2 separate regions of the Homo sapiens genome follow, and region 2 is linked to region 1. The links are chromatin contacts, found by Hi-C or POLR2A ChIA-PET in ENCODE. All regions are on one chromosome and are shown on one strand. Each heading gives the region's core, a stretch centred on a gene start or an enhancer-like site at or near the end of the contact. The rest is flanking DNA. Distances are from core to core; before and after follow the strand shown. Region 1 holds the start of DDAH2 (DDAH family member 2, ADMA-independent). Region 2 holds the start of PPT2 (palmitoyl-protein thioesterase 2).

What was found. A loop is a pair of places that touch in the nucleus more often than their neighbours do. ChIA-PET counts read pairs that join two places held with the same protein, here RNA polymerase II (POLR2A). Pooled maps may share reads with other maps.
Region 2: a loop to region 1 is called in a map of ascending aorta, with 2.1 times the contacts of the local background. The contact joins the promoter of PPT2 here to the promoter of DDAH2 in region 1. A Hi-C loop is called at or near these places in 1 of 168 maps with a recorded cell type or tissue (ascending aorta) and 4 of 50 pooled maps. POLR2A ChIA-PET finds 5 or more read pairs at or near these places in 2 of 52 experiments (WTC11 and activated T-cell).

Annotation. Positions count from the first base shown.
Region 1 is chr6:31,725,250-31,731,830 of GRCh38, reverse strand. It overlaps DDAH2 (DDAH family member 2, ADMA-independent), which reads left to right and starts at 2,532. Exons shown (of 6, transcript NM_001303007.2): 1 at 2,532-2,966; 2 at 3,086-3,185; 3 at 3,307-3,380; 4 at 3,539-3,658; 5 at 4,139-4,288; 6 at 4,478-4,791. The coding sequence starts at 2,670. The coding sequence ends at 4,594. It overlaps MPIG6B (megakaryocyte and platelet inhibitory receptor G6b), which reads right to left. Exons shown (of 6, transcript NM_138272.3): 6 at 5,117-6,581. It overlaps CLIC1 (chloride intracellular channel 1), which reads left to right. Exons shown (of 6, transcript NM_001288.6): 6 at 828-1,232. The coding sequence ends at 989.
Region 2 is chr6:32,151,271-32,157,851 of GRCh38, reverse strand. It overlaps PPT2 (palmitoyl-protein thioesterase 2), which reads right to left and starts at 3,711. Exons shown (of 9, transcript NM_005155.7): 1 at 3,448-3,711; 2 at 3,075-3,265; 3 at 2,669-2,822; 4 at 2,069-2,164; 5 at 1,874-1,981; 6 at 132-215; 7 at 1-12. The coding sequence starts at 3,257. It overlaps PPT2-EGFL8 (PPT2-EGFL8 readthrough (NMD candidate)), which reads right to left and starts at 3,853. Exons shown (of 16, transcript NR_037861.1): 1 at 3,448-3,853; 2 at 3,075-3,265; 3 at 2,669-2,822; 4 at 2,069-2,164; 5 at 1,874-1,981; 6 at 132-215; 7 at 1-12. LOC100507547 (a long non-coding RNA gene) reads left to right here and starts at 3,487. Exons shown (of 3, transcript NR_037172.1): 1 at 3,487-3,563; 2 at 4,016-4,115; 3 at 4,680-5,050. It overlaps PRRT1 (proline rich transmembrane protein 1), which reads left to right and starts at 5,913. Exons shown (of 4, transcript NM_030651.4): 1 at 5,913-6,043. The coding sequence starts at 6,025.

The DNA of each region.
Region 1 (6,581 bases), core at 1,283-3,782:
TCAAAACTGCTGGTTCCCATGTTTTTGTCATAGTCTCAAAGCTATGGTTTAGTTTGTGCAACATGGGCCTGACATCAGTCTGCCACACAACTATGTAGTGAACATCTGTGTACTAAGCATTGAAAGATACACAAGTGTATGGTGACTGGGCCTTGCTCTCAAAGGGTTGAAATCTGAGACAATAAAATATTCACATGAAAGTTAAGAATATATGATGAAAAGTCAGATGGGCCGGGCGTGGTGGCTCACGCCTATAATCCCAACACTTTGGGCGGCCAAGGCTGGTGGACCACCTGAGGTTAGGAGTTCGAGACCAGCCTGGCCAACATGGTGAAACCCCATCTCTACTAAAATTACAAAAATTAGCCGCACATGGTGGTGGGCACCTGTAATCACAGCTATTTGGGAGGCTGAGGCAGGAGAATCACTTGAACCCGGGAGGCGGAGGTTGCAGTGAGCCAAGATCGCGCCATTGCACTCCAGCCTGGGTGACAGCAAGACTCCATCTCAAAAAAAAAAAAGTCTGATGAAAAATATAGAGACAAAAGTCACCTGTGTCAGTGCCTGAAGTGGTATAGGGGGAAAAAGTCACTGTGGAAATTCAAGAGGAGAATTTTATAAGTAAATTATATCTCAAGTTTTAAAAACTCAGGAAAAATGGCTGGTTATTAAAAGCCAGGATTTCAGTAAGTGAGAAGGAAGGCTAACGACAGTACAAGACAGTGAGGAGTTGAGCTGGTTTTATCATGTCGGCCTGGGGAGAAGGGAAAGCCAAGGTGGCTTCCCTGGGTCTAACATGTTGGTCCCTCTCCTCTCCCCATCCTCAGGTGGTGTGTAAGAAGTACCGGGGATTCACCATCCCCGAGGCCTTCCGGGGAGTGCATCGGTACTTGAGCAATGCCTACGCCCGGGAAGAATTCGCTTCCACCTGTCCAGATGATGAGGAGATCGAGCTCGCCTATGAGCAAGTGGCAAAGGCCCTCAAATAAGCCCCTCCTGGGACTCCCTCAACCCCCTCCATTTTCTCCACAAAGGCCCTGGTGGTTTCCACATTGCTACCCAATGGACACACTCCAAAATGGCCAGTGGGCAGGGAATCCTGGAGCACTTGTTCCGGGATGGTGTGGTGGAAGAGGGGATGAGGGAAAGAAATGGGGGGCCTGGGTCAGATTTTTATTGTGGGGTGGGATGAGTAGGACAACATATTTCAGTAATAAAATACAGAATAAAAATCAAGTGTTTTTACGCAATGGGGATTTAAAGTGTGGGCGACATGGAATGAGGGGTGGGTCAGTGATCTTGAGCTCAGGGCAGAAGCCAGGAATTAAGAAGGGAAATGTTTGTGGTGGGGCTGCTATGTTTCGTGCCGGTCCGCCGGTCCGCCGTTGCGCTGTTCTGAGGTCTACGAAGCGTTTGCAGCCCCGTCGCCAGGGCCGGCCAGATCTGGGTGGGCCTGGGCAGCGCTCGCTGGGCGGTGCCGATTTCTGGCAAGGGGGGCGCAGTCTGGATGTAATGGGCGAGGCTTAGCAGGGCGGAATGGGCGTGGCCCGAAGAAGCCCCGCCCCGTCCCGCTTAGACAATGCCCCGGAGCCGCCAGACCGTCGCGCCCCTGCCCCATCGTAGTATATGAGCTCGCCTACACAAGGACCCGCGCTAAAAGCCAGAGCTCCCAGTCCCCGAGGCTTGAAGACGGGGACTCCCTTCTCCACCAACTCTGTCCTCGGGGGGTGGGGCCCCAGCCGAGATCACAGCGCGACAGGAGTGGGGGTGGCCGCTGGAGGTGAGTCTTGCGTGGGGGGCCCTGAACCGTGTGGGGGCCGGAGTTTGGGGGTGCCGGGCCCATGCCTGCACCAGACAGAGAGTATGGGGAGCCGGTATTTGGGCGCGGAGCTAGGCGGGGTGGACTTTGGGACATAGACGGGGAACCGGGTCCTGGAGCCGGGAGTAGTGCCAGCGCCCCGGAACCACGCCCCCTGTTACCCCGCCCCTCGCATTTCGTTTTAGACCTCTCCCAGTCCTTCGGGACTCGGTCTGGTTTATACTAGGTCGCGCTAGGGGCAGCGTGACCAGCCAGGGCGGAGAGAGGATGCTTAACTCCTTAGGCTCGAACTCCTCCCTTCCTACCCACCTCTCTCCCTTCTCGTTCGGGTATTCAGGACTTCCATTCCCCAGCCCCTGCCTCTCCAGCTTTCTCCTTCTGTCCCATAACCCCTGCGGGTCGCGGGCTGGACTTCCAGTCCCTGCGGTAGCGAGCAGCTGAGGGTTAAGGGGGCGGGGCTGCTGCATTTTTGGGGAGTGAGCGCATCCTAGTGGCTGCCAAGAGGGGCGCCCGACAGGGACCTCACAAGCCCCCAAGCAGGGGCAACAGGTGTTTTGGAGATTAGAGACCCTAGCCTTGTTCCTCAGGCTCCTCTTAAAGAATCTGACCCCTGAGGGTGCTGGGTAGAGTGAGGTCGACAGGAGCGGAAGGTCTGGAGTGGGTGGGGCGGAGTGGGAGGGACGCCTAGAGATGGCAGGAGGAAGACCTGGGCGCTCTTAACCACCCCCAACGCCCTTGTCTGCATGTCTTTTTCTCTGTCTCCTCCTTTTCTGTTTCTTCTCCCAGACAGGTGAAGAAACAAGAAAACTAAGAAATCCGAGCGGTTGGAGGGGGAGTCTGTGTGGATGGGATGGGGACGCCGGGGGAGGGGCTGGGCCGCTGCTCCCATGCCCTGATCCGGGGAGTCCCAGAGAGCCTGGCGTCGGGGGAAGGTGCGGGGGCTGGCCTTCCCGCTCTGGATCTGGCCAAAGCTCAAAGGGAGCACGGGGTGCTGGGAGGTAAACTGAGGCAACGACTGGGGCTACAGCTGCTAGAACTGCCACCTGAGGAGTCATTGCCGCTGGGACCGCTGCTTGGCGACACGGCCGTGATCCAAGGGGACACGGCCCTAATCACGCGGCCCTGGAGCCCCGCTCGTAGGCCAGAGGTGAGCGCCGTGGCGCGGGTGTGGTATGGGGAAAGGCAGAAGGAACTGGATGTCGGGGCTTTGGGGAAGAATTGAGGATGGGGGTGTCACAGCTCCGTGCCCTCTTCTCCTATCCTAAGGTCGATGGAGTCCGCAAAGCCCTGCAAGACCTGGGGCTCCGAATTGTGGAAATAGGAGACGAGAACGCGACGCTGGATGGCACTGACGTTCTCTTCACCGGTGAGGCTGGGGGGAGGCATAGGTCTTGGCACAGGGAAGTAGAGTTTGGGAGACTCGGCCGTCTGGAGCCTTGTTTCTAACTCACTCCCGCCCTCAAACCTCCGCGGCCTCCCGGACTCAGGCCGGGAGTTTTTCGTAGGCCTCTCCAAATGGACCAATCACCGAGGAGCTGAGATCGTGGCGGACACGTTCCGGGTGCGGAGCGGGACCAGCCTAGGGAGGGAGGGGGTGCAGGTGGGGGTCGGAAGGGCCTGGGCGCCCGCTGAGGAAATGAGAGGCAGAGAGCAGCCTATGTTTGAAGATACCCCATCACCCCTCCCGCGCCCCTGAATACCTCCCTTCGCTCTCCCTAGGACTTCGCCGTCTCCACTGTGCCAGTCTCGGGTCCCTCCCACCTGCGCGGTCTCTGCGGCATGGGGGGACCTCGCACTGTTGTGGCAGGCAGCAGCGACGCTGCCCAAAAGGCTGTCCGGGTGAGGAGGGGGCGGGGCCAACGAAAGTGGGCGCAGTTCTGGGCCCGGGAGGCCGGGAGCTGGGAGGCTTAGGAAATTAGCCCTAACCCCTGCCCTCAATGGGCTGTCCATCTTACATGAAAGAACACAGGAGAAAATAAGAAGTTACAACAGCAGGACTGGGAACAGGGGTGATTAATTTGCTCTTCCGGAGTTTCAGGAAACCCCAAAGGTGGCACCTAAACTGTGACTCTAAGGATGGGTAGGACAGATAGGAGGGGCTGGGGAAGGTAGGGGGTTGAAAATAACTGCATGTGATTCCAAGGTGGAAATTAGCAAAGGTAACTAAAGTACTTAGTGTCTGACATATCGTAAGCTCTATGTGCTTGCTGTCATTATTTTCCACAAATGTCAGTCCGTCCCCAGCCCTTAGTGGTGGTTGAGCAGGCAGACACAGCTGTGGAGAGGTTCTGAGACTCGAACACTTCCTCTTTCCTCTAGGCAATGGCAGTGCTGACAGATCACCCATATGCCTCCCTGACCCTCCCAGATGACGCAGCTGCTGACTGTCTCTTTCTTCGTCCTGGGTTGCCTGGTGTGCCCCCTTTCCTCCTGCACCGTGGAGGTGGGGATCTGCCCAACAGCCAGGAGGTGAGAGAGGGCAGGAACTCCAACACCAAGCACCATCAGAGAAAAGAGTTTCAGGCTTTCCTAGTGGGAGGAAGGAAGGGTACCTTCTCTAGAAGCCTGGGTGGGGCCACTCTGAGCTGGCTGGAAGAGTGGCCTGGCTCAGCCTGAGGTCTCACTCCCCTCTCCCCACTCCATGTCTTCCCTGTGCAGGCACTGCAGAAGCTCTCTGATGTCACCCTGGTACCTGTGTCCTGCTCAGAACTGGAGAAGGCTGGCGCCGGGCTCAGCTCCCTCTGCTTGGTGCTCAGCACACGCCCCCACAGCTGAGGGCCTGGCCTTGGGGTACTGCTGGCCAGGGGTAGGATAGTATAGGAAGTAGAAGGGGAAGGAGGGTTAGATAGAGAATGCTGAATAGGCAGTAGTTGGGAGAGAGCCTCAATATTGGGGGAGGGGAGAGTGTAGGGAAAAGGATCCACTGGGTGAATCCTCCCTCTCAGAACCAATAAAATAGAATTGACCTTTTAGACTGGGCTGTGACTGGTGTCTTACTGGGGCAAAGGGATAGGGCAGGGCTGAAACCTGAGTTTGGGGTCAGTGCAGGGAAGAAGGCCTCTTATTCAAAAATCTTGTTAGGTACTTATCAACTCATTGCCCAACCATGTCATAGGTACTTGAGCACAAGATGAACAAGACAGAATTTCTATCATGGGAAGTGTGTCCAGGGCAGAGAAAAGAGTGTATGGGTGGATTGCTCACTGAATTTATCTAAATGTTAGATGATTCAGAGACTGGTAGATTACCAGTCCACCCCTATTTGATAAAGAAAAAGAAATGACACTTCCAGGGACATTCATTTTCATTCATTCATTTAATGAGGCTTAGCAATGATATCAAAAGGGTCAGTCTCCTGACGTTGGGGAGCTCACAGTACATGCAAATTTCTTACAAATTGAAATACAGGTTGTCATGGAACAATTTACAGAAGGCTGTTTCTATGAGGGAAATAAAGGGGGTGCGCCCTAGGGCATCAAAGTATATGCAAGGGGTGGCCAAGGAGGGTCACCTTCCCAGAAAAGGCCATACTTGAACTAAGGATAAATAAGAATTAGCCAGGCAGATAGTGTGAAGGAGGGAAAGGGGTAATACAGGAAGAAGGAATTGCACTGGGCAAAGACATTTTGGGGCTAGGGAGAATTCTCTAAGGCTGGCATTTTCTAAGATGTGCATGTGGAATGACACAGGTAAGCCTGGAGAGTGGACAAAGTGCTGTAGTACCTTGTATCCAAAGCCAAGGCACGTGGGCACAGAGCTGAAGCTAAGGAGAGTACTTCAGTTCTGTAATAAGGGCTGTCAGGAGCAGTTATCTCTTGAGTAGGATCTCTCTGACTTCAGGGAGGAAAGCAAGGGTAGGAGGATGAGGTGGGGCTATGGGTAATCCAGGAAGGAAGTGAGCAGAGTACATTCACGTGGCAGCGCTGGGCATGGAATACAGTGTGGGTTTGACAGTGATGTTAAGATAGAAAGACTGGACTTCATGGCTCATTGTGTGGGAGTAAGAGAGAAAGGAGGTCTGCGTGACTCCCAGTTTCTGGGTTGGGCAACTGGGTTGTTAAAGAGAATACAGAGGAGAATTAAGTGAGCAGCTTCAGAGATGACAATGAGTTGGGTTTGACATTCAGAGTGCGAAATGCCTGAGGTCAGTCAGGCAGAATGTCTAAGTGGAAGTTTGTTAATCCCAAATCTGAGATCTGAGCCAGAGAGAGTTCTGAGTGTCATTTGCAGAGGAGGGGGCTGAGGACTGACTGTTGATGAGAGTGTCCCAGAAGAAGAGAAAGGGACAAACCTAGAATGGTGGGAAATACTGTAGGGATATGGAGCAAGGAAGAGGAGTCCAAAAAGAAAACACCAGCAACAAAGAAAAACAGCTTAAAGAATCAGGCCGGGCGCGGTGGCTCACACCTGTAATCCTAGCACTTTGGGAGGCCGGGGCGGGTGGATCACGAGGTTAGCAGATCAAGACCATCCTGGCTAACACAGTGAAACCCCGTCTCTACTAAAAATACAAAAAATTAGCTGGGCGTGGTGGCGGGCGCCTGTAGTCCCAGCTACTCAGGAGCCTGAGGCAGGAGAATGGTGTGAACCCGGCAGGCGGAGCTTGCAGTGAGGGAGATGGTGTCACTGCACTCCAGCCTGGGCAACAGAGCGAGACTCCGTCTCAAAAAAAAAAAAAAAAGGAGCTAGGGCTTGATTGGGTATAGAGAGGACACTGGTGGTGAGGGAGACATGGAGGTTATAGGAGAGATGGGAGTAAGTT
Region 2 (6,581 bases), core at 2,462-4,961, 420 kb before region 1:
TCTTCCGCCATACTGTAGGATGGGAAGAAGAGAGGCTGAGTCAGCCACAGGGGTCAGGCCAGGTTGGAGAGGGAGACATAGGGAGTCAAAGAAGCAGAAAAAGCAACACAGGTAGGAGCCTGAATTCTCACCTGTGGCATTGGGATGGTCTCTTTCCCCATTGATCAGGGCCAGGAAGCTGCTGGCATTGAGGTACAAGTCATCGTGGTGGGGATCTGGGTACAAACAGCAGTTAGAAAAAGAAGCAGAAAAGGGAGGCAAGACTGGTGGTGAAAAGCCCAATAAGGAAGCTGCAGCAATAGTCAAGGTGGATAGTAATAAAATAGTAGTGATAATGTAGGCCAGGTGCGGTGGCTCACACCTGTAATCCCAGCACTTTGGGAGGTAGAGGCAGGTGGATCACTTGAAGTCGGGAGTTTGAGACCAGCCTGGCTAACATGGCGAAACCCTGTCTCTACTAAAAATACAAAAGTTAGCCAGGCGTGGTGGTGCATGCCTGTAATCCCAGTTACTCGGGGCGCTGGAATCACTTGAACCCAGGAGGTGGAGGTTACAGTGAGCCGAGACTGCACCACTGCACTCCATCCTGGGAGACACAGTGAGACTCCATCTCAAAATAATAATAGTAGTGATAACAACCGTAAACATAGTAACAAGTACTTTTTTTTTTTTAGATGAAATCTCACTCCGTCACCCAGGCTGAAGTGCAGTGGCAGGATCTCCGCTCACTGCAACATCTGCCTCCCGGGTTCAAGCAATTCTCCTGACTCAGCATCCTGAGTAGCTGGGATTACAAGCGTGTGCCCACATTCAGCTAAATTTTTTTTGTATTTTTAGTAGAGATGGGGTTTCACCATGTTGGCCAGGCTGGTCTCGAACCCGACCTCAGGTGATGCGCCCACCTCCCCCTGCCAAGATATTGGGATTACAGGTGTGAGCCACCACACCTGGCAATAGCAAGTACTTCTATCTAGTATCTACTATATGAGCCAGGTACTATTCAAAGTACATTGCATTCATTTATTTATTTAATCCTTACAACCACCTGGTGAAGTACATGCTATAATATTTTACAGATAAGGAAAACTGAGTAACAGAATGGTTAAGTAACTTGCCCAAAGGCACCCAATAGGGTCAAGATTCAAACCCAAGTATTCTGGCCCCATGGTCTGGTCTAGAGGTTGGCAAACTGTGACCAAAGGACCAAATCCAGCCTGCTACTTGTTTTTGTAAATGAAGTTTTACTGGAACACAGGCACATTCATTCACATATGGTACATGGCTGCTTTCACACTACAACAGCAGAATTGAGGAGTTGTGAAACAGACTATATGTCCTACAAAGTCAAAAATATTTACTCTCTGGCCCTTTATAGACAAGGTTTGCTGACTCCCACATCAGACTAAACCTTCTAAGGCAATAAGGTGACACACTTAAAACATTCTGGGCCAGGTGCAATGGTTCACACCTGTAATCCCAGCACTTTGGGAGGCCGAGGCGAGTGGATCACCTGAGGTCAGGAGTTCGAGACCAGCCTGGCCAACATGGCGAAACTCCATCTCTACTTAAAATACAAAACTTAGCCGGGCATGATGGCGCCTGCCTGTAATCCCAGCTACTAGGGGGACTGAGGCAGGAGGATCACTTGAACCTGGGAGGCGGAGGTTGCAGTGAGCCAAGATGGTGCACTGCACTCCAGCCTGGGCAACAGAACAAGACTCCGTCTCAAAAAAAAAAAAAATTCTGAACAGAGCCTGTTCAAATAACTCAATAAATGTAAGTTATCTTTATTGTCATCACTGCTATTGGTTGTAGCAGAGGTGGAAGCAACTGACCTGATCCATGGAAGCCCCAGTTCAGCATCCCCACTCACCATGCCAGTAGTTGCAGATGGAGAATTCCTGGCCCCAGGGGCTATAGCAGATCCGATAGAGGTTAGACCGCATGGAGGTGGGGAACAGCCACTTCAAGTAGTCCGTGTCTGGCAAGCGAATGGCAATGCTAAGTGACCATAAACCTCTGTTCCCCCAAAACTCAGGGCATTCTATGGAGTCTAGTGCCCACTCACCTCCATACTGTCCCATCTGTGGAGAGGAGAGGGAGATGAAAGAATCCACGTTGTGATCATCCATGACAGAAAGCAGAGCCCGGCACACAAGGCCCCCTGTAAGCAGAACACCACATTGGGCAGGCACTTAAGGACAGCAAAGCCAGCAGCACCCCCCACCCCCACCACACACACACACACACACACACACACACACACAGAGACACACACAGACACACACTGTACACAAAGGAGACTGAGGCTTACAGAAGGCAGGCACACCCTGTGCCAAAAGGTCACACATCATATAAGTGACTGAGCCCGAATTAGATGCTGGGCCTCCTGCCTCTAGTTCTAGGATGTTTTTACCTGCCCCATTAGCCCTTATGTCCAAGAACCATGGGTAACAGGAAGCAAAAGGGCAGCAGTGTAGGGAGCCTCCCTCCCATTCAAGACAGAGATGAGACCCAGGTGCTGAGGGAAGTCAGAAAGGAAGGGCTCAGGTACCAGGGTTGTGCCTGGAGCAATGTGGTTCAGAAAAAGGGACGCTAGGAAGTGTCCCTCAGATAAGGATCAAGCCTCAGATAGGGCTTAGGAGTTAGGGGCAGGGGAGTCGCCTACCCTGCGAGTAGCAGATGAGATGCACCCCTTGAGGGGCCTTTGCCATGATGGGGACCACAGCCTCTCGGAACCCTTGCACCTGTTCCCACAGGGGTCGCAAGCTCTCTCTCCCATCGAAGAGATCGAGCACTGTCACCACAGTCCCGGGGTGTGTCTGTGGGAAGGGGGCAATGCAGCCACCGGGGATAGGCTAAGAAGCTCCCACACGCCACCCCCTGGCCCGCGTCCACAGGTCTATTGTACCCTGCTAGAACCAGGGATCCCGTCCCCCAACTCTCCCCCACGCCAGCACCAGCTCCCTGAGGAACTGGGCAGGCCCAGAGGGGTGGCTTTCAGTTCCCCGCTCTCCCTCCCCTGCCACAGTAGACGCCTCTAACGCCCTGCACCCAGGTGTCCCCTGCCAGACCTCATTGATGTATTCCAGCAGGTGGCGGAAGCTGTACGAGCTGTCGAAGAGCCCATGCACCACGATGACCGGCTTGTAGGACGCGCGGTGGGGCGCGGGGGCTGCAAGCAGCAGCAGCGGCAGGAAAGGCAACAGAAGCAGGACCCACGCCGCGGGGAGCCGCTGCCCGCAGAGCCCCAGCATGCTCCCGCCTGAGAAAGGGGTGATAAGGGCATGTGAGGGAGATGGCAACACCCTCCTCCCTCGGAACAGACGCCCGGCAATCAAGCCACCTCCTCTCGCTCCCACACCAGGTCCGTGTCACAAAATAGCCTACTTTTAACTTACTCCAGCCCTCTCCCTACAAACACACCCCCCCACCACGTTGACGCACCAACGCGCACCCGAAGTCCCGCCTCCAACTCAGCGTTCGGGGGACTTGTTCTCTAGGTCCAGGATCTTCCTAATGCATCGCCTCAGCCATGAACAACGCGGAGTTCTTTAATACCCGTGAGCAGCAGCCCAGGCCCCTTGAAGAGTGCAGACTCCCACCTGGCCTGGGTCCGTAGGCCTCGCTCCACCCGCTGTTTACTTATCCCAAGTCTGGAACCCACGGTGGCGGGGGGAAGGGTGAGGAAAGAGAGCGCAGGGGAATGACGGATGGGAGGGGGAAGGGCGGGCTGCTTGGGGTCGCGCAAATCCGTCACGTCCGGGGCTTTCTCTGGCAACCGCGCGAGCGTTCCCCGCAACACAGACCCAGGACAGGAGGGGCAATGGAATATTCCATTGCGCCCTAGGTGCTGGGGAGGAAACAGGCGGAGCGATCCATTTAGGCCAGTGGGGAGAGGAAAAAGCAGCAAACATATTCTGGGAATGGAAAGAAGGCCTCTCCAGGCTTCGTTGCCCCCAGCGACCCAAAAGTCCGATTTCCCCGCCTTGATTCTCCCCACTTCCCAATACAGGCGTCTGGCTCCGCAGCAGAACACGAAGTTTGCATTCCCCAAGGGGCGGCCAGGGGGCGGACCAGGGAAAGGTAGTCCTCTGCATTTTGCCGTGTGCTGGGTGAGTGGCAGGGTGGCCTGGAGGGCTGATGCCAGCCCGGGCGTGCCCCTCAACACCCACCCCACCCCACCCTCCAGTCCGCCCCAGGTCAGCGACTTACAACTCTTCATTCTGAAGTGCGTGTAGTGCCCTTGTCTCCAGAGACGCAGAGAGTCCTCGAGGCCCCTTGAGCTAAGTGCAGCCTGGCCCAGTTTCTCCTGCCCTACTCTACTCCCCTCCCTATAAGCGACCCACCCTCAAGGGGCGGAGGGCGCGTAGGGATGCGCTGACTCATGCCCGCGTAATTTCGACCAGTCTTTCAACCTGAACGACCCCCAGAATCTGGCTGTCTGAGTTATCTGTGGGTGGCTCCCTACCGAAACCCCCAGGCGCCCCACCTCTCCGCCTGTGACCCCTAACCGACACCCTAGTGCCTCAGGGCTTTTACTTGCTAGGGCTTTTACTTAGCATTTAAAGACGTTTCTCTAGAGATAAGGATTTCTCAGCATGTCTGAGCCCCTCTCTCTGTTTACAAGGTCATTGCTTGGTCTAAATTTGTCTCAATCAAAACATTTTTGCGCTCAGAATGGTGTAGAGTGACGATGAGGTGGCGGTAAGGGGTTGAGCGCTCACGCGAACGCCTAAGTGACCAGAACGACTGGTGTGAAGCCGTGATCTGACTCTGTGGAGCCTGGGACTGGTTTCAGCGAGAGCCTCTGTACTGCTCTGTAGTCTCTGCTAGGACATGGACGAAAAGGGACGCAGCCGGGAGAGCGACTGCCCCAGGTGGGGGCTGGGGGGACGTAAGGGAAGAATAATAATTATCTGGCTGTGTTTTTGTTTAAAAAAAAAAAAAAACTGGTGTAAATCTCCATAGACTTCCTATCCTCGCTCCCTTCACCCACCCACGCGCTCCCAAGATGCAATAAGCAAATAAAAAGACTAATAACGCTGTACTGCAGGTCGACTCAGGAGCTGGAGATGCGTCTTGGTGGGAGGTGGTGGGTGGGAGTAGGGGGGTTTAGGGAATGGATCTGAACATTGACCAGCCCAGAGACTCTAAGCAGCCTCAAAAGCAAAGGGAAAGTGGGGGAACAAGCACACATTACCAACAGAGCTGCCAGAAATGAGCAGTTAAGTCATACCCCCTACCCCCTCCAAAAGAGCTTCAGCTCCTTAGTCCTGGACGAAGAAGGTATGTATGCACACCGCCCAAACTCTCTCTCCCTTTTCCCTCCAAGGCCCAGCTCCCCCTGATTTACAGACCTGGGCCTCCCTCTTTACTGCTAGGTTGGTAGGTTCACCAAACCCTGGGAACTTTTCAGACCATCGCAGTTCTGAACTCTGCACAATTCTCTCTCACACACAAGTATTTATCTCTTCTAAAGAGGAGGAAACTGGGGCCAAGGATTTGGGAGAAGACCCTGGCACCTTGCAGGGAGCTAAGAGGGGGAGACGACCTGCCTCTGGAGGCACCTGGGTTATTAACTCCACTGAGAACCTGTTCACTTCCTCCCACAATACAATCACTGAGTCTTGGTGGGGGAGACTCCAGAGAGTTCTCCTTCCTTCCTTTCCTTAGTCCCACCCGCCTCGCCTGGTCTAGCCTCCGTGTTTCCATGACAACTCCAAAGGAACCCAAACTGGGGGCTTGAATGCCGGGGTAAGAGGAGGAGAGAGGTGGTCCGAGAGCAGAGAGAGACCGAGTGGGAAACATCTGAAGCGCTCCCCCTCCCTCGCCTCGGTCCCTTTAAGCTCCCCCCCTCCCCGCTCTCCCTCCGCCCGCCCCCCCCGCCCCCCCCCCCCGCCGCTGCCTTCATCTCTCCATCTCTGCGCTGCTGCCGGCTGCGCCATCCAGCACCCAGACTCCAGCACCGGCCGAGGACCCCCACTCCGGCTGCAGGGACCCTGTCCCAGCGAGACCGCAGGCATGTCATCCGAAAAGTCAGGTAAAAACAATAACAAAACCTCCCACCCCCTCCACTGTCTCCAGACTCTCCGTCCCCCTTGCCCCAACCCCCTCCCTTACCCCTCCTCAGCTGTGGTTCTATTTCATTCCCCTTCTCTCCAGCTCTCAACACTCCCCCAGTCCCCCTCCTCTTTCTGTCTCCCCCTTTCTCTTCCTTTCCTCTTTCCAGTGGCAGCCTCTGCCCCTTGCCAACAACATGGTCAGGGGGGTAGGTTGAGAGGGTGAAGGAGGTACAGCCAGGTTTTGCAGGGATGGCATCATTGGGAGTGACAGATGGACAATCACTGGCTGGCATGGAGACATCCTGTGAGGAAATATGGAGACATGACCAGATGGGGGTTGTCAAGGGAGCAAAATCCAGAGGGCTCTTCTTAATCTGCCCTAAAAGAGGTCCCGAGATTCTCACAGAGGCTGGGGCACTCCTCCCCCCACTGAAGGAACAGCAGAGTGGAACACATGTCATCCCACATGTGTTTATACAACTGTTGAATTGAGCACATATTAACACAGGGTTGCAT